2 separate regions of the Homo sapiens genome follow, and region 2 is linked to region 1. A link is a loop called in an ENCODE intact Hi-C map of the cell type or tissue named here. Cell type or tissue: ovary. All regions are shown on one strand. Links, peaks and the distances in the headings refer to the core of each region. The heading gives the core; the rest is flanking DNA. Region 1 overlaps SLX4IP (SLX4 interacting protein). Region 2 overlaps SNAP25-AS1 (SNAP25 antisense RNA 1).

Region 1 (16,651 bases), core at 4,703-12,702:
CTACCATCAGGGACCCAGGTTTTTCTATCTTTTGCTTTATCATCCCATAACTTGGGGGCTTTTCCTCATTCTTATAGCTTTATGGCTGCAGGCTGGCAGCTGCACTTCCTCACATCCATGTACTACTAGGCAGGAGGGAATTGGGAAAGGCCAAATGGACAAAAAAAAAAGGCGTGCTCACTGAGGAGTTTTCTTTTTGTCAGAAAAGCAAAGACTTCTGGGAGTAGCACCCAAGGGGCTTTTGTTGTTGGCTAGAACTGTGCCAGGTAGCCTTCTATAGCTGGAAGGAAGCCAGGAAGAAATTAAGAATGGGGCTTGGGGTCATATCATCTACAGTATCTCTCATGGATTTCATTCTAACATTTTTCAGCAAATTCTAAAGTCATTCAGTATTTCTATCCTTTTTCCATATGTGACCTAGACTTAGCACATTTTGTTTAAACATTGAACAACTTTCACAGTGTTTTCTTAATATAAAATGAATTGGTTATTAATATTTTTTCAATCAGAAGTTAAGTGTATGTATCTATGTGTGTGTGTTTCTTTTCTTTTTTGTTTTTAATCAGTATCTGGCGTCACTATTGTTTCAGGTATCCCATGCATTTTCTCCCAGTGATAAACATTTAATAGTTCTTTTAATGAGGGACTGTGGGAGTCTGTCCCTCATTGATTGATTGATACTTAGTTTTTCAATGTCAGAAATTACTTTGCATTGAATCTTGGATGGCAGTTTATTTTACATGAGTATGAAATTTTAGGTCAACAGATATTTTCTGTGAATATTTTGAAGGCACTCTTCCATTTTCTGTAGATGAGACATCTGCCATTAGATTTTGTGATAACTTTTAAATTTTACAACTTTAAAAAAATCCCTGATACTTTATGCTTTCACTATAGTGTCTAGATGTGGATTTATCTTTTTTGCTTTGTACTCAAAGGTGTTTTCATCTGAGGAATCATTTCCTCAATTTTGGCAGTCTCTAGTATACCCTCTTCAAATATGGTTTTCTACTATTCTCTTTGCTTTCTTTTTTCGGAAACTTTATTTCTGCCCTATTACTTGTGTTTATCATTTTTTCATATCGGTTTCCTATCAGCATTATCTCTTTCTGTATTATAATTTCTTACTCATTTTAATGAAATGATGTTTTTATTTCTTTAAACTTCTTAAATGTACTTGTTTAGAATTCAAATAGACTGTTCCAGAAATTATTTTTCTGGTTATTGACTTTGTTGGTCACTTTTCTTAATATTAGAATTCTTCATATACTTTGGAATTTTGGTTTGGAGGCTCATTTTGAGTAGGCTGCTGCTTCTTCCTTTAAAAAAATTTTTTTTGGTGTTAATTTTTCCTCTGTTGCCCTTTGTATGCAATCCTTCCACCAATCTTGCTTTTTCTAAAAAATGGCCTCTTCTCACTGAGAACCAGCTTTCTCTTCTCTCTACTCCTTCACCATGGAGTCTAGAGCCAAGTCATAGAGCATATTATCAGTTCCATGACTCACTTTTTTTCATGTTTTAAAATCTTTCAGATTGGGATACATCTATAATTCATGGATATATCATTTTAACTGGCAATATTTTTTCTTAGTGGTACATAGCAATATTCTTCCTTAACAATTATTGGCATCCTAGATTTGATGACATAGGTAATATAATTTCAGATCATCTGTCTTGCAGTGAATTAGATATTGTTAATCTATTAGCTGAGCCAGTGGGCAGCTCTGTTCAGTTCCTGAGGCTGTGTTTGTGTTTTCCTGCCTCCCTGTGTTTACAGCTTCCTATCATGCCAGTGCCCTAGGTCAATCTGTTAGCAGAAGTTTTCCTCTGGCGAGTCCTTCTCCATCCCACCCAGTGTGGCCTCAGGGGTTATCTCTCCCATTACTCTGCAGAATGGAACTTCCCACTGCCCCTGCCAGGTCTGTGGTATCTACCCTGCCTCCTGTGCCCCTGCCAGTTCTGTGGTATCTACCCTGCCTCCTGCTTATTTCAGGTCCATTTCTGTCTCATGAAATGGTTATCTCAGTTTTGAAGTGTCTTAACACTGTAATATTTTGTGGATGGTTTTAAGGAAATTGATCATTGCCATAGGGATGCTTCAAAATAAGCACTTAACTGTATCATCTTGATGGGAGGTTCTTTGGTGCTTGTAGCAATTTCTTTTTTCTTTTCTTTTCTTTTTTTTTTTTTGTGGTGACGGAGTTTACAACTGGTGATTATACCTGACACTCTATTGTAATTGAGTCTATTGTCCCTTATTCTCAAGATTCAGATTTTTAATATCCATATTAAAATTCTTTTTGAAAATCCTCTAATTTTTAAAAATTTCCTGCTTTAGACAAATTTACTTTGTTATCATATCATTCTACCCTGTATAGGGTTAGAACAATAGCGATTCTTATTGGCCTCTTCTAGGTAGGAAAAATAACATAAAGCATTTGGACAATAAATTATCACTGAGGATGATCACAACTAAAATATGTATATTTACATATGCTTTGGATGTTAAAATATCTCTACTCCCTACTTTGTATCTTTACAGCAATCATTATTATCTTAACTATATGTGTGAACAAATTTTTATTTATTTTAAATTTAGTGATCTTATTAACTTCTTTAATGACAAAAATTATGGGTCTAATACAGATTTTCAACTTTAATTCTTTATGTTATATATGGCTTGGACTTTTATAGCTTACTCTCTTTAGTTAAATGACAGACACTTGTCTATCTTTGAACTTTACTTACAATAAGAAATACATTTTACATGATTTGAAGAACCCCAACATACATACACAATATGCATATGCACACAACATGCACGCACACATGCATTTACACAAATAATTGAAACCAAAGTATCACAAAATAATATGTAGCTTTGTAACATGTAATATACCTTGTTTTATTCAATTCTAGACAATTCATTGCATTCAGTTAAACATATTGGTTGTAAATCAGTAAGCTGATTTCAGGATCCAGTAATGGGTTATTGCTTGAAAAACAGTGTCTGTTGTATGAATGATAATTTTCATGAAAATCAATGTGCTTCATCTTCCCATTTGTATTCCTGGCACAGGAAATATTTAAATATATTAGTAGTATTACCTACAGACAAGACAAATTTTTTGATGTCCGTGAAAATGCTGAAAGGTATGACTATACATGAGAACAAGGTCATTATTTACCCTCCTTTCACAGAGGATAGCATAGTATCCATTTGATTGGAGATAAAAGATATTTTTAAAATGTAGTCCTTTAAAAGTCAAAATGATAAAAGTTAAATATTCTAGGTCTGTTATAATCTATAACCTGGGTTTAACTGGATCTAGAAGAGTAAATCTATGTATAGCTAATCATGATAATGACTGCTGTCAAAAATACAAATAAACCCAATAACTGAATTCAAGGAAATGGTACATGTCAAAGTTGGAAAAAGAAAAGCTGTGGTTAAAACATGGTTATTGTACAATTATTAGATGACTTATTTAAGAAACACCTCTTTTGTCAGGAGACCAGAAGATTATGTAGAACCCTGTCCCTTTATTAGACATTGTGGTCTGAGCTCTGGGTTTAGATAGATGGGGAAGACTTTGAATTTATGATGTTATGTGTCAAAATTCTTTTTTTTTTTTTTTTTTTTTTGAGACTGAGTCTCACTCTGTTGCCCAGGCTGGAGTGCAATGGTGCAATCTCAGCTCACTGCAACCTCTGAATTGTTCAAGCAATTCTCTTGCCTCAGCCTCCTGAGTTGCGATTACAGGTGCCCGCCACCACACCCGGCTAATTTTTTGTATTTTTAGTAGAGACGAGGTTTCACCATGTTTGCCAGGCTAGTTTTGGACTCCTGACCTCAAGTGACCCACCCACCTTGGCCTCCGAAAGTGCTTGGATTACAGGCATGAGCCACTGATGTGTTAAAGTTCTATGTGTGGTTCTCTTCATGTGTGGAAAAAGATGGGGCCAGGCATGGTGGCTCATACCTATAGTTCTAGCACTTTGGGAGGCTGAGGCAGGTGGATCCTTTGAGTCCAGGAAATTAAGACCAGCCTGGGCAACATAGCAAAATCCTGTCTCTGCAAAAAAATTAAAAAATTAACCATGCGTGGTGGTGCACACCTGTAGTCCCAGCTACTAGGAAAGCCGAGGTGGGAGGATTCCTTGAGCCCAGGAGGTCGAGGCTGCATGAGCTATGACTGCACCTCTGCACTCTAGCCTGGATGACAGAGCGAGACCCTGTCTCAAAAAATAAATAAAATAAGTAAATAAAAATATGAACATTTGTAAGGGTCTACCATTGCATGCTTTGCCCCTCATGATGTCTCAGGTACTCATTTCAGGATTCTAATTTGCAACCAGTTTTGTTTTATGGATAATGTTCTTGTTGGAAATGCTTCCAAACTCAGGCTGAATGCAGAGTGTGTTACATAAGCACAGATTAAGGCCATGTCTGCAGGGAGATAATGCATTAGAATCCTGTAGAACCAGTGTTTTCATGTGTTCATTTGGTGTAGGCTTCCTTCCCCACTGCCATGGTGATATTTGATGAAACTAGTTGGTGGCTTAGTTACAGGAATTACACCTGAAAATAAATCGCGAAAGTTCCCATATGAAGCACAAGTTTAGCCATATGTACTTACAATGATGATGGCAAAAATAGGTGAAAAACATTGTAGTTATATAATATTACCATATTTAGAAATGCTAGTGATGGTGGAGGGAGTAATAATGACATTATATAATAATGTATGTATAATCAGTGCAGAAAAATTTCCGCTATACTCCAAAAGAAACTAATGCTTTAATTTACATTTGGTTCTTATTTGTTCTCCCCTCCCCCCACAGTCTATCCTTTCAAAAAAAGATGCTAATGAGTAGTAAAGGAACCAGAGCTAAAAAAGGAGCTGTCCTCATCTGTAAATTCACCTTCCCCAAAGAGCTGCAAGTTGACTGTTTGCAGTTGCCAAAAAGCTGGGGCCCAGCAATAAAGTGCTCAGCCCCCACAGCAATCTCCTTCCTTCAGAGGCGGAACTGCTCATGATAAATACTTCTGCCTCCACAGAAGCCTCCTTGTTTTACCTCCTCTCCGCTGTTGCCACCCCACTTGGTTCTCGAGGGCAGCAGGCAGAGTTGCCCAAGACTTATTGTGTGGCCACAAAGAGATGGCAGTCATGCCAGATGGCAGGTTTTCCTTGCTTCTACTTACCCAGACAAACAGACTTAAAGCAGTCTGGTGGTGAAACAAGAATTGTTGTGGCCATGAAGAAAAGTTCGTGTCAAAATGTATTCATTTCCTTTCATTTTCTTCCGAGACGCAGACAACTTTTTAAAAAAAATCTAGTATTTTGTTATAAGACTTTTAAGCAAATGTACTACTTTTATATGCATGTTTTGAATGCCTATGTAAAAATGTAATGGGCACATTGCTTACAGTACTCTGATGAGAGCACACCGTTTGTCTTTAAATAAACCTAGATGTGATCTTTGGTTTGCATTTAGTTTCAATAAGCCAATTATTGGCAGATTTTTCACTGGGTGGGGCCGAAACGGCGGCTTATTCATTTTTTCTTAAGCATAGATACTCAAGGGGGTTAAGTAACTGCACACCACTGGCAAAGATTTGTAATCCTCAGTGCTAGTAAAGGTGAGGCACTTACCCCTTTAAGTGAGGAGAGATGGCTTCCATTTAATTATTGCTCTGTGGCATTTCTGTGTAGGAAGTGGGAGGCACTGCAGATGCTCGGAGGAGTTGGGAGGCCCATGTGTTTCTGCACTACCTGGTCTCTGTGCCCTCGCCTCCCTTCAGCCTGCCCTCTACATAGCAGCAGAGGATCCTGTGAAACACCAGTCAGATCCCATCACTCCTCGGCTCCAATGCTGGGGTATTGATCCAGGCCATCTTATGTAGAGGCAAAGCCCATGCCCTCAGGCCTTCCGATCTGACTCTTCTCTGTGCATGTGCATGCACACTCACATGTCCCCGCTCACAAACCCACTCACTTTCAACCTCACAGGACTTCTTCGAAGATGCCAGCCTCCTTTTCACAGCCTTTGTGTTTACTACTCCTGCTGCCTACAATGCTCTTCCCCCAGATATTTGCAGCGTGTACTCCCTCTCTTTGGGCATCATTTTCTCTTTGAGGCTTTCCTTGACCACCCCATTTACTCTGTTAACTGCCCCCTCCCCAAAATTTTCTGTCTTGTTCTCTGCCTTATTCTTTTTCATCATACTCAAGTCATCATCTAATGGGCTAAATAGTTTCCTTTTTTTTTTTCTTTTTGGTCTGTCTCTATTCTAATGCAAGCTTCATGAAGACAGGGATTTTTACCTGGTTTATTCACTGCTATCCTCCATGCCTAAAATAATGTCTGGCACATAATAGGTGCTCAGTAAATATTTAGAGAATTTGCCAGTAGTATGTTCTAGTAGCCCTTCACAATGGGCATCTGGCTCTTTAGACCTGATGGCTCATGTTATCTTTCTTGCTATTTGACCTTGATATTGGTGACTGTGAGTCTGGTTCCTCCTCTAGTTGTAGTGCCTTGTGCTGCCTTAGACACACCTCCAGCATTGATACAACTGTTGGCCACCTCACTATGGCCTACCCTGCCATCTGTCCTCCCACATTCCCTTATATCAGCAGGGTTCACTCTGGGTATGAATGGGACTCTTCTGTATGCCAAGGTTAAGGTAGGACCCAAGGGTGTATATGATGCAGTCCTTCTGAGTCTTCAGGCCTGCTGTCCGCCAGAGGTCTACAGGGTTAAACTAGCCACTGAGTCTCCCTAACAGCTGGCGGGTGACTGACTGGCAGAGTTTAGTATAGGTGGCCTAGAGGTGTGGCTGGGTTGGATGGACCATTGAAGCAACCTAGAAAGTGTGAGCCAGACATTGCCAGGCACCCTTAAGAAGTAGCCAAATGTGCTGTTTTCTGTGGACCTGCTCTTTGGACCAGCCTGCTGCCACCTTGCCATGGGAGGATTTGATGTGTGTGCCCTATGCTTTTGCAAGCAGCTTTGCTTTCCTCTGAAAGGCATCATCTCTGTTCACAAATGACATGACTTCGTTTCTTAGCTCAAGGCAAAATTTGCTCTTTGAGTTTGTTTCCTAGGGCTGTTGTAACAAACAACCACAAACTGGGTGGCTTTAAACAATAGATATTTATTGTCTCATGGGTCTGGATGCCAGAAGTCTGATATCAAGGTGTTGGCAGGGCCATGCTTTCTCTCTGAGGGCTCTAGGGGAGATCCTTCCTTGCCTCTTCTAGTTTTGGTGTTTGTTGGCAACCCTAGGCCTTCTTGGGTTTGTAAATGCATTGCAATCTTTGCCTCTGTCATTACACAGCTCTTCTCTCTGTGTCTCTGTCTTCTTCTCTTAGAAGAACAACAGTCATATTGGATTAAAGATCTACCCTAATGAGCTCATCTTAACCTGATTACAACTGCAAAGACTATTTCCAAATAAAGTCACATTCACAGGTATTGGGAGTTAGGACTTATCCTAATATCTTTTGGATCTTATGATATCCAGTTCAGCCCACAATTAAACCCACAATGCTCTTCGTGAGAAAGAAGCAGCAGCCATGAAGAAAGCCTAGATATTTTTAAGGGTGGAGAGCGCTCTTGACCTTTCCTTTGACAGCCTTGAGCTTCCCTAAATACTGTTGTCCTCACTGACTGGCTTGTCTTAGGAGTAGGGTTTTTGATCTTCAAACCTTGGAGTGCAGTTCAGTAAAGTGAGACAAGCATACCTTCTGTCTCTGAGGTCCAGGAGCACTGGAAGAGTGGACAGATTAATTGTGAATAGAGAATGCCCTGAAAATACAGGAAGAACCACCCTCCTGCAGATGTAGCTCTGGTCCCTTGTGGGAGCCCCTGGACCTTCGGTGAGGCAGATCTGGAAGGCTACAGCAGGGGATGTAAAGAGCCCCTTCCTAGACCCGCTTCCTGGCCCATTATTCTGCCCTTCCAAATGTATTCCAAGGGCTCCTCATTTTGATCATTGCTCAGTGGCATTGTTGTAGAGGAAGTAGGAGGGTGCTTGGTGGAGTTTGGGAGGCCCATGAATTTCTGCACTTGGAGAAATGTTAATGTTGAGCTTATATTTCTCTCCTTGCAGCACAGAAGACCATTACTAGGTCTGTGTGTAGAAGCCCAAGCAGTTAGAGGGGGCCTCTGCGAGGCTTGTGGGATTTTTCTGGCCAGAAGATGGGCCATGGTGGAGGAAGGCCATGTTAAATGGCTGTGATCCACTGCCTATAGGGAAGAGTACGCAACACACACCCAGGAGGGCTTAGGTAGCCGGAACTGTGGCGGCTCCATACCCCCAAAGTGAATTTTAAACTTGACTTATTTATGCCGTTCTCATAGCAACAGGAAAACTGTTCCGACCTATAGCCACGGAAGACTCTGTAAAAGAAACTGTAGGAGGAAAAAAAGATAATGCCAGGAAAAAAAAAAATTTAATGAAGTACCATTCTTTCACTTATTCAGTCAACTGAGAATAACAGTTTGTGCATTTGGCAATCAAATGGGAAGTGGCATTTCGTGTTGCAACATGAACCTGCTCACATTAAGTGATTTATTTTTTTGTTTAGACACACTGTACTGAGAACTTTCTTCAAGTAGAAAGCTATTAAAAATGTGAGAACAAGCAGTCCTCACTAACCTGAAGCATTTGGGGACTTAGAGGAATGATAAATGCAAACAGCCCAGAATCCAGAAACTGTCTTGAACATTTAAACTCTAGACTCTGGGAATGTGTGCATGTCTTCAGTTAGTCAGATGTAGATAATTTTTCTTTCTGTGAGGTCTCTTTTCACTTATATCTTGTCTGGACAGGGTGGAGCCCCTGCTTAAATTCTATTTCTAGCTTGAAGAAAGACTAAATTATTGTAGACCAAAGCCAGTGCTACTCGGAAAATGGAAAAGACATAGGAGACAGGGCATGTCTTCTTTAGCCCGACTGTGAACTTAGGGCCCCTCCTCTGGTGAGTGCTCCTGGGAGGTTGCACAAGGCTTATGTTCAGCTACTGGGCCAAGCTGAAGGAACGCCTCTCATCTCTCTCATGTTTGTACTGAAGATCCGTGTTTGGTAACCATTTCATAGATCTTTTCTACCACTTGATCCTGGGCTTGTAGTTAATGCTGTGCTCAGCATATTTCTGTGTGATCTTGATAAGAAATCTATTGGCCAAAGACCTTGTGAGCTATTTCTGTCCTCTGTCTCTCTCATCTTCTATTTAATATGTTTGTCTGTATTATATACGTATAAATATAACCGAGTTGTATTACATTAATTCTTTTTTTTTTCAAAAATATATTAAAATTATTCCCCTTTTCTAACCTGCCCATTTATGAGCTCTTGCACGGTAACATCTTGATTCCCATTTTGGCTGAGAAACTACATAAACTAGTTTATTGCATGCTGCTCCATTTTGTATTCATGGTTATGATATTGAAACTTCAGGACCACACACAGATAGCATAGTCTCTGGCCACTTAAGCATGTAAACAGTCTGGCTTTTTATAAAGTGGAAAAATATTTCTTGTGCACTATTTTAACATGATCAGCATGTTGAAACTTGGTGTGCAACTGTGTCAACATTTCTTTGGCTCTGAGGAGCAAACCCGGAGAACCTCATGGTAACATATAAAATGCAAAGCTGGTTTGTTTACTACTGGGATTTAGGCAGCAATTAGAGTCTGTAGTTGACTTCCAAACTTGGGGTACAGAATAAGTGAAATAATTATTTTTGCATCGCGATTATGCTAGCTAAAATAATGATTCCTTTTCAGATGGCTAAGATTCTTTCAGGGAAGCAAAGGAAAATGGGTGGCTGGATTACAATGCAGTTTCTTTATTGAAAAACCCACATTGGACCCAGCTTGACAGTGTTTTCTTTTGTTTCATAAATTTACTGAACACCTCAAATGTGTCAAATCCTTTTCTACATGCTAGGCATGTGAATTTAACAAGACAGACAGGCCTTATGTTGTTTGCTCAAACTCTCTGGCTCTCTTGAAGAGAAACAAACACTAAATAAGTAATCAGGTAAACAAGAAGATGTTTATGATTGCTATGAAATTCAACATGAGATGTTTACCAAGGGCACTGTTGAGACCCTTAGGATGTGTCAGTGAACAAAACAAATGCACATTTTCTTCTCTTAGGGGTCTCACATTCTAGTACAGGAAACAGACCATAAACAATAACTGGAATAAAGACATAAATTGTAGAGCATGTTCATAAGCAGTCAGTACTATCCAACAGGAAAAAGCAGAACCAGGTGAAAGGTATCAGGAGGAGTGAGGCAGCAGGGGGTGTGGGAACGGACAGGCTGCAATTTTATTTTTATTTGTTTATTTTCCCGACTTTATTGGGATATGATTGACAAATAAAAATTGCATATATTTAAGGTGTACAATGTGATGATTTGATGAACTTACACATTGTGAAATGATTACTGCAATCTGGCTAATTAACACCTTCATCACCTCACATTTTGTGTGTGGTGGGGCGGTGAGAACACTTAAATTCTACTCTCTGGGCAAATCTCAAGTGAAGCTGCAATTTTAAATCAGGTGGCTGGGGAAGGCCTGCTTGAGAAGACTTGAAGAGATGAGGGAGTTAGCTCAGATGTGTCTCAGGGACAGTGTTCTAAGCCTATGGGAGGCCAGTGCCTTTGACAAGCAAGGAGGCAAGTGCCTTTTAATGAGGATATGCGATTTGAACTAAAACCCGGAAGATGTGAAGAACCCGTCATGTGTAGAGTTAGGTGGGAGTGCCCCAGGCAGAGGAACAGCAGGGCCAAAGACCAAGACAGGAGAGGAAGAGGCCACTATGACTGCCCCTTTAAAGTGGGGAGATGAGGTGGGAAAGGTGGGAAGAGATTGCTCAGGTAAGGTTGTATAGTCCACGGCAGGGGTTTGGGTTTTACTTTGTGTGAAATGAGTTGTGGAAGAGGAGACACCCTCTTCTGATTGCCCATCTCATAAGAGTTCAGAGAGGAGAGGAAGAATGAACCCAGCATAAACTTACCCTGAGGACCAAAAACCTCATGAGGGTTGGGATTTGATCTGCTGGTTTACCACTGCATCCTAGCAGTGCAACAAATACTAGGCCCAGGAAAGCAGTCAGTATTTGCAGGGATAGACACATGGATGCATGATTTAGTGACATACCTCCTGGGACAGAAGCCTATTATCTTTTATTTTTTGAGATATTTGGAAAATGCAAAGAAAAAAGAAGTCTCAAGAATAATATAACAGCACTTTATGCCAACCACCCAGAATTTACAGCAGTTAACATTTTGGCATGTTTGCTTCCAGCCTTTTTTATTATTTCTCTGTGAATACTTAAAAGGCATACAAGGAGCAGAGGGATACAGTCTCCTTTATATATATATATATACATATATGTATATTTGAGATATATATACACATATGTGTATATTTGATATATATATACACACATTTGTGTGTGTACGTAAACATTAAACTTCTAATTACCATTCTTAGTTGCTTTCCCCATGCTAGAGGCGATCATGCCTAATAATTTATTAGCAGATCCTGTTTCTGGTTTGCATCTGGGGGAAGGGGAGGTAGAGAAGAGAGCCAGCCTTATATGAGAGGACACTTGGCAGGTTGTGGCCCAGTGCTCACCTGGCCGGAGTCAGCCAGTGTGTGTGCCCACAGCCCTGCCCTTGGAGCATCAGCCTACTTGGCGAGCACCTAGTTTGGGCTTAACACAGTGCTAGGCACAATGCCAATGCGGGCAGAGCCTAAGAGAGCCCAGCCCTGAAAATCCTTCTCTTTATAGCATTCCTGTAGCATGATTTGTCCTGGGTCAGTTTGTCCTTGCCCCTGTGATATCTTCAGCAAATGAGCTGCTCAACAGGGGTGACCCTTCCAGATAACTGAGGCTTATTCCTTTATTATATGAAACGCTTTTGATAGAAATGATCCTGAAGTATCTCACAGATTTACATTTCCCTGTCTTCTTAAATGAGGTCTATTAGCCTTTGATGTGGGTTGATCAGGATTGTTCTTTTCAACAACAGTTGCTATATCCATTCATGCTCCCGGGGGCTGCTGGCAACTTGCTCCTACAGTACATGGCCCAGACTGCTTTGCAGAGTATGTTGCTTTAGAAACTCTTCTGCCTGCTTTTGCTAACTTTACTGGTTCTCCTTCTCCGTGGGCTGGCAGCTATCCCTTCTTGCTGTTGTCAGTGAGCCTGCTTCTAACTCTGCTTCAGTTGCATTTCTCACTCTTTATTTATGAGTTCCATCCGCTGGGGCCTGGGAAAGGAGATAGTCAAATTAAGTAAATTCTGGGTACAGCCAAAGACGACTCCCAGTGAGTGGCTCTCCACTGAGGGTTCCCTGCAGACCCTGGGGCCTAACTTGGGGTGTCTGTTAGACATCCCAGCCTGACATTTTGATACTGGCTGGCAGACACATTTGGATTTATGGCCTTCCCAAGAGAATCATGCTGAGGTCAGTGCTGCTATGTGAGGCTCTGTAAGCATTCCTTAGTAGCTCTGTGATGGGTTAATCTCCCTCCTCCCACTCCGAGTCAGGGTGTCACTCCCTTTCCCCTGTGATTCTACCCACAACGTCTGACCTAGTGCCAGGGGCACGGAGTCTCTTTTAACTGCCATGGTAGTTGGCATCAGGTTGTAATTCAGCATTAGGGTACTCTGACTGTGAAATTGTTGTTCCCGGGTCTTTCAATTATTTCTGTTATTCAATTATAAAGATAGTGGGGAACATGGAGATAATCTCATTCCAGCTTATAGTTTTGCAGTTGAAGAAACTAAAGCCCTGAATGGAAAATGACTGAGATCACCGAGTTGATAGTCACCAGCAGAGCACCGTCCCCACTGTGGAACAGTGACCACCATGGGTGAAATTGCTCTGATTTTGGGCTGTAATTTATCTGAACCAGTAAGTTGGACAGCCTTGGCAACACTATAAAGTAGAGGGTCGCTCTCCTGTACCTCATTTCCCAAGTGTGGTAGGATATCGCCTTGATACAGACCAGATTCTCTTCCTGTTAAAGAAAAGTAGTTTGCAGCTGATTCACTATGTGGACGAAGATCCATCCAGAAAGATGTTCATTGCAGCATTGTTTACAGTGGTGAAAAAATGGGGACAGTTGGTCCCGCATTGGGATGATGAATACATTTTTTTTTTTTTTTTAAGCCACAGAGTCTCACTTTCTTGCCCAGGCTGGAATGCAGTGGTGCGATCATAGCTCACTACAAAGCCCTGGCTCAAGCAGTCCTCCCCTTCGGCTTTCCCAGTATCTGGGACTACAGGTGTGTACCACCATGCCTAACTATTTTTTAATTTTAAAAATTTCTTTAGAGGCAGGGCCTTGCTTTGCTGCCCAGGCTGGCCTCAAACTTCTGCCTCGGCCTCCCAAATTGCTGGGATTACAGGTGTGAGCCACTGCACCAGCCTGATGAATAAATTTTGACACAGCAATATAATAGAATATTATGCAGCTATTAACATTCTGTGTACAGAATTTTAAATAACAAGGTCATTGAAAAAGTCACTGGTCATTTTTGAGCCTAATGTTATAATATTAAGTCAAACAGGCAGAATTAAAAGGAAGAATAACAATATAATTTTAAATTTTTAAAATTTCCTTTTTAAAAGAAGAAAATGGTCAAAGCATTTACTAGTCACTCTTCTTGATTGGTGAAGGGAAAGAGGCTGTGTGCCGTCCATGCACTGGATACTACATCTGTCATGTCTGTGACACTGCCATGTGGTTTTTACCCTTGATTTGTATTCAGACTGAACAAATGATCCCCAAGCCCTTAGGGTGCTAAAGAGTGCATGAGCCATACTCCTTGTGGCCACACACACCTTTCATCCTGGATAATGGGCAGCTGGGGCCACAGGCCCATTGTGCAGTCAAGTATCTTGCTTCCTGCTAGTATCAGCGGGGAGCACGGAGCCCTGCTGGTGGAGCCTGTCCAGCTCTACTAAAGATAGAGCAAGCTGCAGTGAAAGAGAGCCTGGCCATGGCCTTAGGTGCCTTGCAAATTATTGTTGTTATTATTATTATTATTATTATTTTTATTATTTTTTTTTTTTTTGAGATGCAGTCTCGCTCTGTCACCAGACTGGACTGCAGTGGCGCAATCTCGGCTCACTGCAACCTCCACCTCCCGGGTTCAAGTGATTGTCCCGCCTCAGCCTCCCAAGTAGCTGGGACTACAGGCGCCCACCACCATGCATGTCTAACTTTTTGTATTTTTAGTAGAGACAGGGTTTCACCATGTTCGCCAGGATGGTCTCGATCTCTCGACCTCATGATCCACCTACCTTGGCCTCCCAAAGTGCTGGGATTACAGGCGTGAGCCATCGCACCCGGCGGTGCCTGGCAAATTATTAATGGGCCCAGGGTGAATGGACGCAGCATGAATTGGGCACACTGTACCTTTGAAGGACCCTGCCAGCCAAAACCACTGGGCCTGTTGTTGGAGACAGGGCCGCTTCCCGGGTGACTTTATCAGAGAACCTGGCTTTGGTGCCGTGTTCTTGTCCCTCCATTTACCTTTTTGGCAAAATGGAACCAAGTTGTGTCCTTATTCTGTTCTGAGTTGATGGTGGTCCTTTAAAACTTAAAAAGTTTGCAATATGTTGTTCTCATAATCTGCTGACACCTATTTACTCTCTGGTGTATCCTACATATTTCCCCGTTCTTAAGATGGGGCTGATGGTGTGCGTTCCCAAAGCTTTCTTCATCATAGTCTCAGATAAAAACACATGGCACTGGCAGTCTTAGTCAGATCCTCACTCTCCTGCAATCCCTTCTGAATCCTCCATGCCATGGGGCTCACACTGCCCTAGGGATACTGTCAGGGATGTTGAACTCCATGAGACTGTCTGTTCACCTGACTCCCAGGCAGACAGTAAGGCGATCAGGCTTTTCCTTAAGTTGAGCTGAAAGCTGAAATCTGCCTCCTTGAAACCTACCTCCAGCTGTTTTAATTTTGCCAGCAGAGTATGTCCAGCTCTTCACCAGTAACAGCAAGCACAAATGACTAATTTAAGAAAAGCAGTACAGCAGCTGGACGTGTTCCATCTTCTTTGATGCTCACCACCTCCCTGTGAGGAAAGTACTCTTACTACCCCAGCTTCGCAGATGACACTTGGAAAACGTAAGGACCCACAGTTAGGTGGCCAGACTGAGAGCAGAGTGCTGAGTCACCACACGGTGCTGACTCACCCTCTTCACGTGACAGCCCTTCCTGTGTGTGGAGACCACAGTGGTTTTCTTCTTCTCTAGTAAATAGTTGAGTTCCTTTGACCATTCCATGTGTAATAATGTTCATTAAGTATGAAACTAAAATTTATTGAAATTTAACATGAAATTGTTGCATAGTAAAAACTCATGCCTATCATAAGAGAAGTAATTTGGTATTTTTTTCTTGTCAGATAATAGCATACAAATGTGAGATTATGGGATTGGAAAGCAATGTCTCTGAGTTACTTGAGTCTAGAACAGGGGTTGGCAAAATTTTTCTGTAAATAGCCAAATAATACATCCTTTAGACTTTGTGAGTGATAGAGTTTCTGTTGCATTAACTCATCTCTGCCATTATTGCACAAAAGCAGACATAGGCAATATGTAAACAAGTGAGCATGGCTGTGTTCTAGTAAAATGTTATTTGCAAAAACAGGCAACAGCTGGGTTTTGACCTTGGCTTATAATTTTCACTTAATGGGGTTTTTCTTGATAATGAGAAAGAATTTACAAGTGGGTGCTAAGTAGGAGAATCCTAGATGTTTTGTTATAATTATTAATAGCACCCCTTTTTAGTTTCAAAAATGTCTTGGTCAATAAATTAACGTATTGTCATCCTGGTATTATGTCACTTTAAGTATTTTTTTTTAAAGAGATGGGTTTTGCTCTGTCAACCAGGCTGGAGTTCAGTGGTACAATCATACCTCTTCTGGGCTCAAATGATCTCCTGCCTCAGCCTTCCAAGTAGCTAGGACTACAGCTGTGCCCCACCATCCCTGTCTAATTTTATATATATATAGGTGTGTGTATATATACATTATATATATATAAAATATATATAGTATTATATATTATATATAGTATATATAGTATTTTTTATATATAGTATATATATTGTGTATATATATTTTATATATAGTATATATAGTGTATATATATTTTATATATAGTATATGTATTGTGTATATATATTTTATGTATATATATACACACACACACTCTATATATATATATATATATATATATATATATATATATATATATAGTTGTTGTTGTTATTGCCTAGGCTGGTCTTGAACTCCTGGCTTCAAGCACTTCTCCCTCCTGCCTTAGCTTCCCAAAGTGGTAGAATTTCAGGTGTGAGTCACCACACCCAGCCACTTTAAATTTCTTAATGAGACTAAGGTGAAATAGAAACTTTGGTTTATGTCCTTACCATGGTCAGTCATTTTTTGTTACAACAGAACTTTTCTGCATCAGGTGACTTTTCCATAGATTTCTATCCTGTCCTAGTCCAGGAAGAGGTCCTGGCAGTGAAGGAAAACTCAAGGAGGGAAAACGAAGACCTCCTAGAGGAGCATCCCTAGCTTACTTTTTGGGA
Region 2 (16,651 bases), core at 5,903-13,902, 300 kb before region 1:
ATATCCCTCTCATATCTTGACGTGAGCTGTTGCAAAGTCACATCGCAACAACTCACATCAAGAGGTGGAATCTATTTCATTACCCAGTGAATCTGAACTGGCTCTATAACTTTCTTTGGCCAATAGAAGGTTGGGGAATACCAACTGCATTACCAACTTTAAGCCTGTGCTTACTCTTGGAGCCCTCCGTCTACCATATGATCAAACCCAAGGCAGCCCACTAAAGAATGAAAAACCACATGGAACATTACACTCACTGACAATCAACCAACCCCTGGAAGCAAAGCCATCTAACCAACTTGCAGCTGACTACTGATGCATGAGGTAACTCAAGCAAGACTAAATGAGTCCCCCCAGCTTAACCCAGCTAAATAAACAACCTGCAACCTCATAGGGTAACAAAATAGTTATTGTTTTAAACTGCTGACTTTTGGTGTGGTTTGTTACACAGCAATAGCTAACTGATATACCAGCTTAGACATATGTGTAGACACGTATTCAACACCAATCTACACTTCCATGTAGACATCTCATAGCCATTAAAAAAATCTATACCAAATTTGATGTTTACCCCATCTAAAAACCTCTTCAATGTTTTCCTTTTGAAAAGTGGCCCCCTTATCTGTCCAGTTCTTCAAGCCAAAACTCTGGACGATACCATTTAATTCTTCCTTTCCTTCACTTTCCACATTCAATCCATCAGAAAGTCCTGCTGATTCTAATTTCTGAATTTTTCTTAATCCATTTAGTTCTGTCCACTCCACTCACATCATTTCTGCCAGTCTAAGCTGCTAGTGTCTTATGCCAACAGCACTACAGTAGCCTCCTGTCTGATCCCTTCTGAACCTCTCCAAACCTTTTTTACACAAAAGCTATTTTTGGTTTAAAAATCCTAGAAGATCATGTCGGTTCCCTGCTTAAACCATTCAGAAACTTCTCATCATGCTTAGAATCAAATCCAAGCTGAGTATCATGGCCCATGAGACCCTCCATGACCTATTTCCTTTCCTTCTCTCCAGTCTTTCTTCCCGCCACTCTCACTCTTTGACTTACTACATTCCAGCCACATTTGCCCAATTTTTTTTTTTTTTTTTTCTGAGACAGTGTCTTACCTTGTCACCCAGGTTGGAGTGCAGTGGTGCAATCCCAGTTCACTGCAACCTCTGCCTCACAGATTCAAGCAATTCTCCTGCCTCAGCCTCCCTCCTGAGTAGCTGGGACACCAGGAGCATGCCTCCATGCACAGCTAATTTTTATAATTACATGTAGAGAGGGGGTTTCACCATTTTGACCAGGCTGGTCTCGAACTCCTGACCTCAGGTGATCCACCCACCTCAGCCTCCTAAAGTGCTAAGATTTCAGGTATGAGCCACCATGCCCAGCCCATGTTTGCCCTCTTGCTTCTCCTGAAATAGCCAAGCTCTTCCTCATCTGAAGGCTTCTGCTCTTGCTCTTTAATCTGCTACAAAAATCTCTTTCCTTGCTTCTTGCTCTTTGCCTGGTGTCTTCCTTTACCTCTTTCTTATCCCAGATTAAGTCTCGCCACCTTTTGAAGGCCTTTTCTGGCCACCCTGTCTAAAGTGGTCTTCCTGTCCCACCATTTTTCTCCATTGTCCCATCCTATTCAGTTCATTGAAAATATTACGATTGCTGATTCTTGGTGTATTTACTTAACAATATGTGTTTTCTTGCCTGTCTTTTCTACTAGATTTGAAATCCCATGGGGGCAGGATACCATGTCTACTTTGTTCACTTAGCATCATAAGTGCTTTCCACAATTTTTGGCCCATGGTAGGCACTCAGTAAACATTAGTTTAATAAACTAATCTAAGTCTTCCAATAACACTATCAAGTAGATTTTTATTATCCTAGTTTTACAAATAAGAAATTTGAGGGCAGGCATTATTTGTATTACTCATACTCAGAGTAGAGAGACAGTACGGTAACCAGGCCAATATGTCAGAGAAGTGGAGTGGGGACATGAACCCTATAGTTCCTATACAAAGCCCAATCTTTAATTGCTCAATTCCCATGACTTGAAAAACAAGCAATTGTGCTCTTGAGGGATGGAGTGTTGTAAAGGGATGTGAAGAACAGAATGCTCCAACCCAGACAGGTGTTTCCCCCTCCTTGAACTGATGCTGCCACTCCAAGAGTCATATCCTCACCCAATTAAATCCAGATGCAGGAAGGTAGGGATAGACAATAATGGCTCTTCTTCATACTTTCCACTCAGAAAAGAGGAAAATAGTTTCCTGAAGCCTTCAGTGGATATCTAGTTACATTTCATTAGCCAGAATTTGGTTCCACTCCCACTACTATCATTTGCAAGGGAGACCAAGATTGCCACTCCTGATTTACGTTCATCACCATTCATCATCACCTGGGCTAGGCTGGTTCCACCCAAATGTATCAAGATTCTGATATCTATGATGGAAGGGAAGAATGGCTATTGATCATACCAGCAACAGCATTTGCCATAGAAATTGAATTACTCTAGGTTCTTTTGTCCCACTTTATTCTAGAAAATATGGATGTTATGGATTAAGTCCATGGACTAAGAAACTTAGAGCTCAATCTGATGATACTGAGTCTTGAAAAAGTTAGTCTACTCTTCTCAGTAATTGATGAACCCATATGTTGTATCCAAATAGTTCCAACCTCCCAGCAAAGCATAAATTTATATACCTGGCATAGAATAACAAAACCACACAACATAACAAGGCATTGTCCTAATGATAAACCTAAAATTGTCCTGATAGATAAATCCAGCCATGTTTTAAATTCAGCACTTTATAAGCAACCTAAATATGCTAATATCAAAATAAATCCCTTTTGGTAAACCTCAGTGTTACCTTGTTCTCTTCCCCATAAAGACAACTTTTATTTTCCATAAAATTCAATCTACATATTTCTGTTTTACCAGCAGTCATACAAGAGTTGTTGAAAATTATTTATAGATGAATAGAGGCAAGTTTGGCGTTGCAGAGCTGAGCTTTGGCTGCAAATTGGGAGACTGGGTTCTGGTCCTAGAACTTCCAAAAACTAGCTGTATGAATTTAGGCAAGTTACTTCATTTCTTCTTTGGTAAAATATGGAGATTAAAAGGATTATATCTGATAACCCAATTGAAACCACTTGAACAATATATTAGTAACGGTAATTGATTCTAGCTGTTACAACAAATGGCCCCCAGATTATAGTAGTTTAACATAATTAAAGTTTATTTCTCACCTAACAGTCCAGTTGGATTCATGAGGCATTTTTGCTGTCTTTCCTCCAGGCAGTGTTTCAAGAACCCAGCTCCATTCATCCTATGATGCCACCATCCTCAGCATTTGACTTCCATGGCTCCTGTAAGAGAAGAGAACATGAAGAACAAAACAGGAGGTTTTTATGGGAGGCATGTCAATTTGACCAGATACTTTGCCCAGAACCTTGTCACATGGCCTCTGCCTAAATGACAATGAGGCTAGTGGCTGGGTGTGGTGGCTCATGCTTGTAATCTCAGCACTTTGGGAGGCTGAGCCAGGAGGGTCTCTTGAGCCTAGGAATTCAAGATCAGCCTGGGCAACATAGGGAGACTTCGTCGCTACAAAAAAAAATAAATTAAAAATTAGCTGGGCATAGTGGCACATGCCTGTAGTCTCAGCTAGTTGGGAGGCTGAAGTGGGAAGATCACTTGAGCTGGGAGGTTGAGGCTGCAGTGAGCCGAGATCACGCCACTGCACTCTAGCCTGAATGACAAAGTGAGACCCTATCTCAAAGAAAAAACAAAAAATGAGTCTGGGTAACGTAGCCTGTGAGACCAGAAAGAAGCATCAGGATTGGCGAGTATTAATACCATCTCTACCATAAACATTTTTGGAAATATTTCTTTTTTTTTTTTAGAGAAAGGGTCTTGCTGTGTTGCCCAGGCTGGTCTCAAACTCCTAGCCTCAAGCAATCTTCCCAACATAGCCTCCAAAAGTGCTGGGATTACAGGCATGAGCCAACAAGCCTGGCCCTAGAAATATTTCTTTCTCTAAATTCAAAGTAACTAGGGGGAATATTAATCTCATTCTAAATATTTTATTTTGTCACTCCCTATCCTTTGTTTTCAAACACCTCACACTACTATTATGTGTTATCACGAGTCAACTGTTTACATGTCTATCTCCAGCTGTTGGTTGGGAGCTCACTGAAAAAGGAAACCTTTGTAATTCATTTTTGTATCCTGAGGGCTTAGCACAGAGGCTGGCACCTGTTAGACCTAAGAAGGATTGGCAACTCTGGACAAATCAGAGAAGGAGCGTTGTCAACCCTTTTCTCCTGGTGATGATGATGGTGATGGTCAATGTCCACTCCCAAATATCTATATTGGGAAGAGGTGGTTTGTAGGGTGAGCATTTGTCTTTTGAGTGTATACTTGAGGGAGGGATGAAATTATGTTTGTTTTATACTCTAGAAAAATTGGCTAAAACAGCAAATGTAATTTTACAGAATGATGGAGAGGGCATACTGAGGTGGGAGGCAAATAATAGAAGGAGATGTAAAACTGTCAACCTTGATCCCCACAGTGATGGGGGATGATGACAGCAGGAGTAAGTTATGGGATGATTGTATGTTTGTGAACCTCAGTTCTTCTGCAGCATGAGCTGGCAGGATCCTCTCCTTGACCACCTCAGGTGACCTGCTGGAGCCCACTGGTCTCACCAGGAGAGGTCATCGGGCCACCAGACCAACTGAAGTAATAGTTCTTCTTGAGGACAGTCTCTAGCTCCCCCTCTATCCCATCCCACAGTCCAAAAATGCTACCCAGCATGGCCTAACCCAGAGTCTACCCCCAAATAAGTGATTCTGCAAGTTGCTAGAATTCAAAGATGCTCACACCCCAGAATTAGAAAACATCACTGTGGCAGTTTCAGGTTCTCAGCAAGCAGACCAAGAATGCACATGTGAGCTTCCTTTATTTCAAGTTAAGGATGCATTTTCGGTTTTTAAAGTTCAACAATAATAAAATCAGTTGAAAGCCCAACTTCTAGAGCAGTGCTATTCAATATACTAGCACTGGCCTGTGTGGCTATACAAATTTAAACTAATCAAAACTCAACAAAATTTAAAATGCAGTTCCTCAGTGGCAGTAGCCACATGTTAAGAACTAAATGGCCACATGTGGCTAGTAGTCACCTTATTGGACAAGGCAGCTGTAGTACATTTCTGTCATCACAGAAAGTTATGTTGGATAGCATTCCTCTAGAAGCTGCTTCCGTGAAGCTGTGTGCCAGCTTTCTAAGTCAAGTTCTGTCGATCCTATTTGGTAGAAAATATGATAAATGTTTTAGAAAATCACAAGAGGACTTTTATTTGGCTGAAATTTAAACATATGCATGCAATTTCTTAAAATATATTTTACATATTTGAAGGTTCAGTTCACCTTGGAAAGCCAAATTTCACATCTACAATATGAACAAAATTTCAACTTCCTGGAGCTCAGTGATAATTATGGATTATAGGTTAAAAATAAAGTTAATAACTCCTAACAAGAGCATGAGCAATGTAAGACTTTTTCCAGGTAACATTAGAAGCAAGAAATAACTAAAAAAGGACATTGCTTATTTTTAAGGGTATTATCTCCAAGTACATATCATTTTAAAGAATAAAATTTTGTGTTATCTTTTTCAAAGCACAGATATTTCTTGTACATGTTAACCTTCTAAGCTGCACAATAAGATATGACATCGTTTCTTTCCAAGAAAAGAAGTTAGTTCACCTAAGAGAAAAATGAATCAGCCTGGATCCTATTTTATTATTGGTCCAGGAGAAGCAAGGACCCTACCTGACTTCAGGGAGACCATCTGGGCTAGTTATTAGAGCTGTTTATAAAACCCTGGCTCTCCTTCTCTAGGGGTGTGGGAGGGCTCACTTCCCCACTCCCTAAAGTAAAAAAAGGCCACATGACTTGGCTTAAACATGAGTAAGAGTAATGAATGTCTCTTCCAGAAGAAGCATTTAAGTAACTGTGCTTGATTCATTCCCCCTTTCTCTCTACATTGACAGTCATGGAATCCCAAGTTGGAATCTCCATCAGCAGATAACCACTAGTGAGGACGATTAAGAAAGGCTCTTTTAATCTACATTGGACACATAGCAAGAGGAAAAATAAACTTTTCTTATATTAAGCCATTATGAGCATGAGGATGTTTGTTACTGCAGTATAACATGGCCTTTGCTGACCAATACCTCATCCAAATCTAGGTCACATGGCACCAAATGGCAACACGGTTCTGAGTCTTTTGTTTCTATGAATACAAAGTGAAAAAGCTATATGTGTACAAATCAAGAATCAGATAAAGGTGAAGAATCAAACTTGACGAAAGCAATCCTAGGGGCTGGGCATGCTGTCTCACGCCTGTAATCCCAGCACTTTGGGAGGCCAAGGTGGGTGGATCACATGAGGTCAGGAGTTCAACACCAGCCTGGCCAACATGGTGAAACCCAATCTCTACTAAAAATACAAAAATTAGCCAGCCATGGTGGTGGGTGCCTGTAATCCCAGCTACTTGGGAGGCTGAGGCAGAAGAATCGCTTGAACCTGGGAAGCGGAGGTTGCAGTGAGCCAAGATCGCACCACTGCACTCCAACCTGGGTGATAGAGCAAGACTCCCTCTCAAAGAAAAAAAAAAAAAAAAGCAATCCTAGGTCTGATTTCCTACAGACACTAAACATAGAAAGAAGAAATGGCTCATTCATGTGAGCACAAACAGTAAAGAGGTTTATTTAAACTCTGCTGTGAGCTTGGGCCTCCTTTCCTGCCTGGTTGAATTTAAAAATACCATATAGACTGTGTGTACCTAAGATGCTTTTCCTACAAGAGCCTTAAAATTTTCATTTCTCTCTTTCTAGATATGCTGCCAAGAGAATTTTTTTCTTTAAGAACAAATAAACTAAAGAAATTAACATCCAGCTTGCTGAGTCACTTGCTTTCCACTTGAATTTTAACTACAAGGATCTGAAGACAGCCTGTGTTAGGCAGAGAAAGAAAGAGACAGAGAAAGAGTCAGGGAGAAGAGAGGAAGAGAGATGTAGCTGGAGAGTCAGGGAGAAATTCAAAGAGATGGAGAGAGAGACTGGTTCTGGAAAGAAAAGATAAGTTAAATAGAAAAAGGAAAGTAATCTTTGAAAGGTTTGTTTAAGACATGTATTTTCTTACTCTGTAGTGGGAGCGCTGAATAAAAATATTTAAATAAAAGCTGTAATGTGATTAAGGTTTGAGTTGGGGTTTAATCGTGGAAAGAGCAAGGTATTTAGAGTGAAAGATCTAACTTTTGTATTTATTTTTCATTTTTTAGTGTTTTCGCTTTTTTAATCCCAGGTCCTCTACCATTGACTATCTGATGTTAACAAAATCAGTTCGCTTTTGTGTCTTGGTTTCCTCATCTATGAAAAGGGAATAGAAAAACTTACCACATAAGTTGGTAGGGAAGACACAATTCTATAAAATATATTGGATGATCTGTGAAACCACCTGACACCAAAAGGGAATAATAAATTCCCTTCTCTCTTCTTTTTCTACACCATCTCTTTTTAATTCTACCAGAAAGTTCCTTTCTCTATGAGGCTTCTTGAAGACTGGCTGTATACAGGAAAACTGTATTTCTAATTCTGCTATTTATTGGAATACTAGGTCAAGTTTTTCCTCCTTCTTATTCTATTTAATCTTCACAATAACCCTACATGAGTTTATCTTCATTTTACAGAGAAAACAGAGGCTTACAGAGGTTAAAAAAAAATTCCCAAATCCACACAGATAGTCTTTTAGTAATCTATTGCCATAATAATACAGTATTGAAATTTCCCCCAAATTCGGCAGCTCACAACAACCATTTTGTGTGACTCATCAACCTGTGGGTCAACTTGGCCGTTCTGCTGGTTGAAGCTGGCCTCAGCAGGACACACTCCTGCAACTATAGTCATCTGGGCTTTGGCAAATCCCTTTAGTCTATAGCCAAAGAGCAATAAGTGAGCAGCAAGAAACTGAATTATCTCTGACCCTTTTATTAAATAAAATGCTGATCTTGGGCCAGCTAACTAACCTTCCAGAACCCCATGCCAAGGCTTTCCTTTGGTCCAGTGCCTTAAACCCATGCAGTCCTGGGGTAGAGAAATGAGGAAGCCCATAATTCTGGCAGAAAGGCTGCCTCTCATTCCCAAATACCCCTGAGAGAGATGAATGATAGCAGGATGGAGCCTGCCAAGGGCACACAGACAGGGCATACAGAATCGTCCAACCTCTCACCAATTCAAGGGCAGGGCAATTAAGAGGCCAGAACTCACCACAGCTAGAAATTATTTACGTTAATGCTTTAGCACAATGTGGTCCACTAACCAGCAACATCAGCATCACATGGGAGTTTGTTAGCAATGTTGACTTTTGAACTCCATTCCAGACCCACTAAATCAGAATCTGAGAAGCACAGGTTCAGCAAGAATCGCACCAGGAGTATACCACTGGAAAAGCATGTGTAGCCAGATTTACTGTATTAGATGAATTAACGCTTCAAGGCCCAGCACCTTACTGAGTTTCTGACCTCCCACCCAAGCACTCAATACTTTCCCCTGTCAATTGGCCCTGCTCTCTGGGATGAGTGCCTGGTATTTTTGCTTGCTCCGTATGCATTTCCTTCTTGTTTGCCTCATTCTGATTTTTCCTTGAAAGGAGTTTCCTTCCCCACTCCTAGTCGATGTGTGTCAGGTTGACTTATCATGGCTTCTGGGAATGAATATATGACCCAGGTCTGACCAATTAAAAAAAGTAGGGATTTTGCTGGAACGATTGGAAAAGTGGCATGTTCTTTTCTGCTGTTGATGATAATTGGCTGAGTCTATCTGAGAATGAAATCAACACAGAGATGATGAGAGATAAGTTCCTGATGACATTGTTTGAGCACCTAAATCCAGCCTTGCTTGAAACTATAGATCTGATTCCAGATTTTTTAACTGCATACGCCAATACATTTCCTTTTATGCCTAAGTTATTGTGGTCTGGTTTCTATAATTTGCAAGCAAAATGGTCCTGGTCTGCAAAGCCACCCTATGTTGTAAGCTTGATGCCCCCCTCACAAGTTTTTGCCTCAACTTCCTGTCTCTCTTCTGTTTCCAATCACCTGTGACAGTCATTTTCCAATTTCCAAATTACGAAATTTTTACATATTATATTTGCTGTCATAACACAAGTGGGAATTGACCCCAGAGACTTGGGATAGACACAATTCTTCAATAACATAGAATAGGCCTGAAGTGCTCAGTTCTGTCTAGAAGCTCACTACTCAAATATATACTGTGGGGGAAAGTAACCGCCTGATGGTTAAAAGGCTGGCCCCGTATTTCCTCCTCTTCCTCAGTTTCCTCATTCATGAAATCAGCAGACATTTTGGAGATTTACTTCAGCCCAGACTTTCTAAGACACTCATAGTTAGGGGTTCCTGGTTTAAATAGATTGCGACAACTTAACATGCAGCTTAACATGAAACACAGATGGCAGAAAAATAAAAAGGTGCCTCTATCAGTTACAAAGAAATTGGTTGGGCGCAGTGGCCCACGCCTGTAATCCCAGCACTTTGGGAGGCCGAGGCGGGTGGATCACCTGAGGTCAGGAGTTGGAGACGAGCCTGGCCAACATGGTGAAACCCCATCTCTACTAAAAGTACAAAAATTTGCCCGGTGTGGTGGTGGGCGCCTGTAATTCCAGCTACTCAGGAGGCTGAGGCAGGAGAATCACTTGAATCCAGGAAGTGGAGGTTGCAGTGAGCCAAGATCATAGCACTGGACTCCAGCATGGGCGACAAGTGGGAGACTCCATCTCAAAAAAAAAAAAAAAGAAAGAAAGAAAAAGATTGGCTAGACCCTGTGTGTGGCATGACATCCTATTCCAACTAAACACAATGTTCTATTTTACAAATAAGAAAACAAGCTAAGAGAAGTTAATTGGTTTTCAAAAAGTCACACAGTACAGACATAGCAGAGGAAGAATGAGAACCTACAGCAGAGTTGAGAAGGTTCAACAGAATAACGGGTCATGTTTGGGCACTTGTATTCTGGAGCTGGCACCTGGGTCCTGGCACTTATTAGCTGAATGTCCTTGGGTAAGATATTTAACTGCCCTGTGTCTCAGTTTACTCATTTGTTCAATGGGCATTATAATAGTATAAACATCAGAAAGTTGTAGGGGGTTAAATCTCTAAAGTGTTTAGAATGCTTGCAACTTATAACATTTTATATGTGTGTTTATTAAATAAATAAAAATAAATCTGACTTCATGTCCAAAGTATATTTTTCATACCCTGCAGCTGTCCTGTACCAGAAATATCTCTTCCCACAAGATCTCTTTAACGACCTGGCAATGTGTGTAAAACCTCACCTTACTCAATTCTTAAAATTACTCTGATTTTCTAGCTTGGTGAGAAGTCTCTAAATGCTTACTATGAATTAGTTACCTGATAATCTATCCTTAGTAGAAGCTATCTGCCGCAGCAGATTAGGTCACTAGGGCTTCTTGAAGGGAGAAAGGAATTAGAAAAAAAGCATCGAGTGGATGGAAAGAACCAGAAAGAAACAAACAAGGCAACACCTATTAGTTTATTCATGGTTGACCCAAGGAATAGATTGAAATACCAGATGCACCTGAAAAATAATTTTTTCTCACTCTGGCACCCAAGCTGGAGTGCAGTGGGCTGGGTGGAGGGGGGAGGTCATGGTTCACTCCAGCGTCAACCTCCCCAGCTCAAGCGGTCCTCCCACTCAGCTTCCCAGGTAGCAGGGACCACAGGCATGTGCCACCACACTTGGCTACTTTTTTAAAAAAATTTTTGGTAGAGACAGGATCTGACTGTGTTCCCTAGGCTAGTTTCAAACTCCTAGACTCAAGCAATCCTCCCGTTCGGCCTTCCAAATTGTTGGAATTACAGGTGTTAATCACTGCACCTGGCCTGATTTTTTAATTATCAAATCATGTTCAGAACTCACTTCAATCCAATTAACTGAGGATTTCTGGAAAGGTTACCCAGGCATCAGTATTTTTTCACTGTGATAAAATACATATAAAATGTACTATAATAATTTACTTTAATAATTGTCTTGACAATTTTTAAGTGTAGAGTTCTATGGAATTGAGTACATTCACATGGCTGTGCAACCATCACCACCATCCATCTCTAGAACTCTTTTCATCTTGCAAAACTTAAATGCTGTGCCCGTTGAACAATAACTTTCTCTTTTCTCCATCTTCACCCTGACAACCACTATTTTACTTTCTGTCCCTATGAATTTCACTACTCTAGGTACTTCACGTAAGTGAAATCAAACAATATTTGTACTTATGTGACTTGCTTATTTCACTTAGCATAGTATCCTCAAGGTTCATCCACGTTGTAGTATGTGTCCAAGTTTTCTTCCTTTTTAAGGTGGAAAATATTGCATTTTATGTATATGAATTTTACATATCCATGCCTCCATCGATGGACACTTGGGTTGTTTCCCTCTTTGGCTATTGTGAATAATACTGCTATGAACACGGTGGGCAACTCCCTCTTCTAAACCTTGCTTTCAATTCTTTTGGATATATACCCAGAAGTGGAACTGCTGGATTATATGGCAAATTATTTTTAATTTTTCAAGGATACATCTTACTGTTTTCTATAGTAACTACCATTTTACACTGCCACCAGCAATGCACAGGAGTTCCAATATCACTACATTTCTTTCAATACTTGTTATTTTCAGGTTTTTTTCTTAGTATCTATTCTAAGGGGTGTGAGGTGGCTTCTCATTGTGGTTTTGATTTGCATTTCTCCAATGATTAGTGATATTGGACATCTTTTCATGTGCATATTGGCCATTTGTATATCTTTTAGGAAAAATATCAGTTCCAATACTTTGCCCATTTTTGAGATGGGTTGTGTGGTTGTTGTTGAATTATAGCTTTTTATGAATTCTGTATATTAATTCTTTATCAGATATGCTATTTGCAAATATTTTCTTCCATTTTGTGGGTTGTCTTTTCACTCTATTAATTATTTCCTTTGATGCCTAGAGATTTTTATTTTTGATGTAGTCCAACTTACTTTTTTTTCTTTTGTTGCCTGTGCCTTTGGTATTTCCACTTTTTTTGGCTATTGGACATAATGCTGCTATGAACATTTATGTACAGGATTTTTTTGATGGATATGTGTTTTCAGTTCTCTTGGGTTTATGCCTAGAAGTAGAACTGCTGCATCATATGGTAGCTCTGTGTTTAAGTTTCTGAGGAACTGCAAAAATGTTTCCAAAGTGGCTACACCATCTTATACCTTACCAACAATAGATAAGTGTTATATATTCTCCACATCTTTACCAACACTTGCTATTTTTCATCTTTTAGATTAGAGATATCTTGGGGATGTGAAGCAGTATCTCCTTGTGGTTTTGATTTGCATTTCCCTAATGACTGATCATGTCAAGCATTTTTCATGTGTTTATTAGCCATTTGTAATCTGCTTTAGAAAAATAATTCTTAAATTTTTTTCTCATTTTTAAGTTGTGTTGTCTTTTTATTGAGTTGTAAAGGTCCTTTAAATACTCTGCATAGAAGTCCTTTATCAGATATATGATCTGCAAATATTATTTTCCTTTTTGCTTTTTGCCTTTTCATTTGTAAAATTGTATCTTTAGAAACACATTTAACTTTTTTTTATTTTGAGGAAGTCAAATTTATAATTTGCTGTCATTTGTATTTTGGTGTTCAATGCCTGATCCAGGGTCATAAAAATGTGCACATATGTTTTATGCTAAGATTTTTATAGTTTTAGCTCTTAAGGTTTTGATCAATTTTGAGTTAATTTTTTTCTATGATATGAGGAACTGGGCCAACCTCATTCTTTTGCAAATGAACCTCATTCTTTTGCATATTTTGCAGTTTTCTGAGCATCATTTGTTGAAAATACTGCCCTTTCCCCATTGGTCTTGGAGCCTTTGTCAAAAATGATTTGACCATACTATATGCAAGCATTTATTTCTGGACCCTCTATTCTATTCCATTGGTCTGACTTTATGCCAATACTACACTGCCTTGATTATGAAGCTTCATTGTAAGTTTTGAAATCAGGAAATCTGAAACTGCAACTTTATTCTTCTTTTTCAATATCATTTTGGTTATTTAGAATCCCTTGAGATTCTATATGAATTTTAGAGGGATTTTTCTATTTCTGAAAAAAAATGTCAATGAGATTTTGATAGGAATTGCATTGAACCTATAGATCACTTCGGGTAAGTTAGTTTTTCTATATGGTGTGAGAAACAGATACGCCATTTTTTTGCATGTGGATATCCAATTCTTGCAGCACCATTTGTTAAAAATACTATTTTTTTCCACATTGAATTCTGTTGTCACCCTTGTCAAAAAATAAATTAATCATAAATGAAAGGGTTACTTCTGGACATTTAATCTGATCCCAGTTATTTGTTTTTATGTTGGTGTCGTAAAGTCTTTATTACTATACCTTTGTATTAAGTATGGAAATGCGGAAGTGTGACTCTTCCAACTTTGTTCTTCTTTTTCAAGATTTTTTGGCTATTCTGGGTTACTTGCATTGCTATATAAATTTTAGAACCATACTGTTTATTTTCCCAAAAACATTTCTGGGTTTTTCAGTAAAGTTTTTGTTTTGTTTTGTTTTGTTTGTTTGTTTGGAGATGATGTCTCGCTATGTTGCCCAGGCTGGGCTTGAACTCCGGGACTCAAGGGATCCTCCCACCTCAGCCTCTTGAGTAGCTGAGATTACAAAGGTGAGCCACTGTGCATAGCTGGGAAGTACAATTAATGTGATAAGTTTTTAAAATCTAGTTCAAATTAATACAAACTTGATTTTGATAGTACACCAAAACTTTGCTCTGACATAGCTCTATTCCCTCCTCCCTCCTTGGTGCTTTTATTTTCATACAAATTACATCTGTATACATTATAAACTCATCAACATAGTTTTACAATTATTGCTTTATGTAATTTCGATCAGATAGGAGAAGAAAAAAATACAAACCAAAATAACACAATAAAGCTGGCTTTTATATTTCTCTTTGTACCTACCTTTACCAGTACTCTTTATTGTTTTATGTGGATTTGAGTCACTGTCCAGTCTCTCCATTTCAGCTGAGGCACTTCCTTTAGTACTTACAGGGAAGGTCCGTTAGCAACAAATTATTTTAGTTATTGTTGCTGTTTTCCTTCCTTTTGAAGGATAATTTTGTTGAATATAGACTTCTTGGTTGAATGTCTTTTTCTTTCAGTACTTTAAATATGAGCATGTCATCCCACTGTCTCTGTGGTTTCTAATGAGAATCTTAATCTTATTAAGGATCCCTTGGACATAATGAGCCATTTTTCTCTTTCTGCCTTCAGTATTTTCCCTCCATGACTTTTAGTTTTGATTGTAATGCACACAGATGTTGATCTCCTTAAGTTATCCTACTGGAGTTTGTTGAGCTTCTTGGGTGTTTAGATTAATGTTATTCCTCAAAATTTTGTTAGTTTTGGCCATTACATCTTCACATGTTCTATTTACCCATTTCTCTCATCTCCTTTTGGTTTTCCTTTATGCTGACTTGGTATGCTTGATGATGTCTCACTGATCTCTGAGGCTTCATTAGCTTTTGTTCATTCTTTTTCCATTTTGCTCAGACTGAATCATCTCAATTGATTTATCTTTGAAATTGCTTGTTCTTTATTCTGCCACCTCCAATATGTTACGGTGCTTCTCTAATGAATTTTTTTATTTCAGTTATGATATTTTTCAACTTCGAAATTTTTATTTGATTATTTACAATACCTATTTATTTATTGATATGCTCTATTTTGTGAGACATCTTTCCCATATTTCCCTTTAGTTCATTGGACATGGGCTAGTTCATTAGTTCTTTAACACATTTATAAGAGCTGATTTTAAGTCCTTGTCCAGAAATTCTAATGCCTAGGTATCCTCAGGGACAGGTTCTCTTGACTGTTTTTCTCCTGCATATGGGCCACATTTGTTTGTATGTCTTAATATTTAGTTAAGAACTACACATTTTAAATAATATAATGCGGCAATTCTGGAAATCAGATTTCTACCTTCATCCCACAGCATTTGTTACTGTTGCTATTTGTTACTACTGTTGTTACTGTCCCTAGTAACAATTTTTGTCTTAAATTCTATTTTGCCTGATATCCACTTTATCCAATTCTCTTTGATTATTTGCATTGTATATATATTTCATCTTTTTTTTTTTCAATCTATTTGGGGGAGTTTTGTTTGATTGTTGAGTGATTTTGCTGAACTACTTTGGTAAGTCTTCTTTATTGTGTATGGCCCTGAAGTCTCTACTCAGCTAATTTAATGTTCAGCTCATGTTTGGACAGAGATTTCCCTAAATACCTTGCACCAATAAGGCTCACAGTCTTTGCTGAGAAGTTCTGTGTATGTATTTTTTGGAGTACTCTTTCAATGCTCCACCAGGCAGGTTACAAAGCTGCCTTAGTCTTTGCTTCCTGATGATGCAGTCTCAGGTTATGGAGAGGTGAGAGAAGAGGGCCTTCTCAGATTTGGGGCATGCACCCAGCTTTCTGCATGTGCATGGCTTTCTAGATTCCCAGAAATACGTGAGAACTTTTGAAAACACCCTATGAACATCTCAGTTTCCAGCATTTCCTGTTATGATTTTTGGTCAACTTCTTATTTGTCCCAGCTGTTACCACTGCCTCAGGCAGCTGCTATGTGAAACATTTGATGCTGATTGTTTTTGACTAATGCTTTGGGGAGATAATGTTTATACTATGTGAGTTCTAAGTTACCTCAAATAAAGATAAGCTTCAAGAGTGGTAGTTTTTAGGGAACTTTTTATTTTTTATTTTTACTTTTTTTCTTTCCAACTTCTATTTAAGATTCAGGGGGTACCTGTGTAGGTTTGTTGCATGAGTAAATTGCATGTCATGGGGGTTTGAGGTATGGATTATTTTGTCACCAAGGTAATGAGCATTGTACCCAATAGGTAGTTTTTTGATCCTCACCTTCAGGAAATTTTCAGACAAGTTAAATAGTGACAATTCTCTCTGGATGGGATTCTGGGGAGCTCCAAATCAATTCTGTTACCCTCCAAATGGCATGTAGGTCCCTGGTTTTCAAGGTTGCTATAAAGCTGCAGAAAGGGGAATGGCAATAGGGCAAGTTAAATGCCACAAAGTTTCTTGTTCTTACCCAAAATGTAGACATTTTTCTTGAATAAATGCTCCTCAGATTGTTGCAAGCCTTTGGTTAATTTCCAGATTTCTAAACAAAAAAATTATTTTAACAATTTTTGCTAGTGTTCTTGTTGCTTTTATGAAGGAATAGATTTTCAGAGGTCCTTATTCAACCATCCCCAAAGTGGCTCTTTCATAATCATAATTTTATTATTAAAATGTTGGCTCCAACAGACCTCCTGACCAGATGTCAGCTCTCATGTCTCATATTTCCATTTTAATCTCAGTATCTTTCCTTAACATTGCCTAGAAAAACACAGGGGTTAAAAATACATTTCAAGGAATCTTTCTTTTCTCCACTTTAAAAATCAATACCGTTTTGTTATACTGAATAAGAAAGGTTATGGAGTTTCCAAAGCATTATAG

Evidence for each region. Peaks named below come from ENCODE experiments on the same cell type or tissue, not always from the same donor. Only the 100,000 strongest peaks of a DNase experiment are listed, where the experiment ranks them.
Region 2: it touches region 1 in a loop (7-fold over the local background); 2 of 110 quality-filtered maps call a loop at or near these places.

The regions. Positions count from the first base shown.
Region 1 is chr20:10,496,508-10,513,158 of GRCh38, forward strand. All of the region lies in intron 2 of SLX4IP (SLX4 interacting protein), which reads left to right. Among named protein-coding and RNA genes, the nearest start is that of SLX4IP, 70 kb to the left of the region's middle. RefSeq lists enhancers at 10,697-10,836, 14,914-15,393, 15,134-15,428. In ovary, for the core only: no CTCF peak of the experiment used is centred there; DNase peaks (open chromatin) are centred at 5,087, 9,014 and 12,224; H3K4me3 peaks cover 598 bases; H3K27ac peaks cover 1,078 bases.
Region 2 is chr20:10,193,584-10,210,234 of GRCh38, forward strand. SNAP25-AS1 (SNAP25 antisense RNA 1) reads right to left here. Exons shown (of 5, transcript NR_040710.1): 2 at 3,235-3,354. LOC105372524 (a long non-coding RNA gene) reads left to right here. Exons shown (of 4, transcript NR_187933.1): 3 at 3,284-3,356; 4 at 6,886-7,247. Among named protein-coding and RNA genes, the nearest start is that of SNAP25, 17 kb to the right of the region's middle. In ovary, for the core only: no CTCF peak of the experiment used is centred there; no DNase peak of the experiment used is centred there.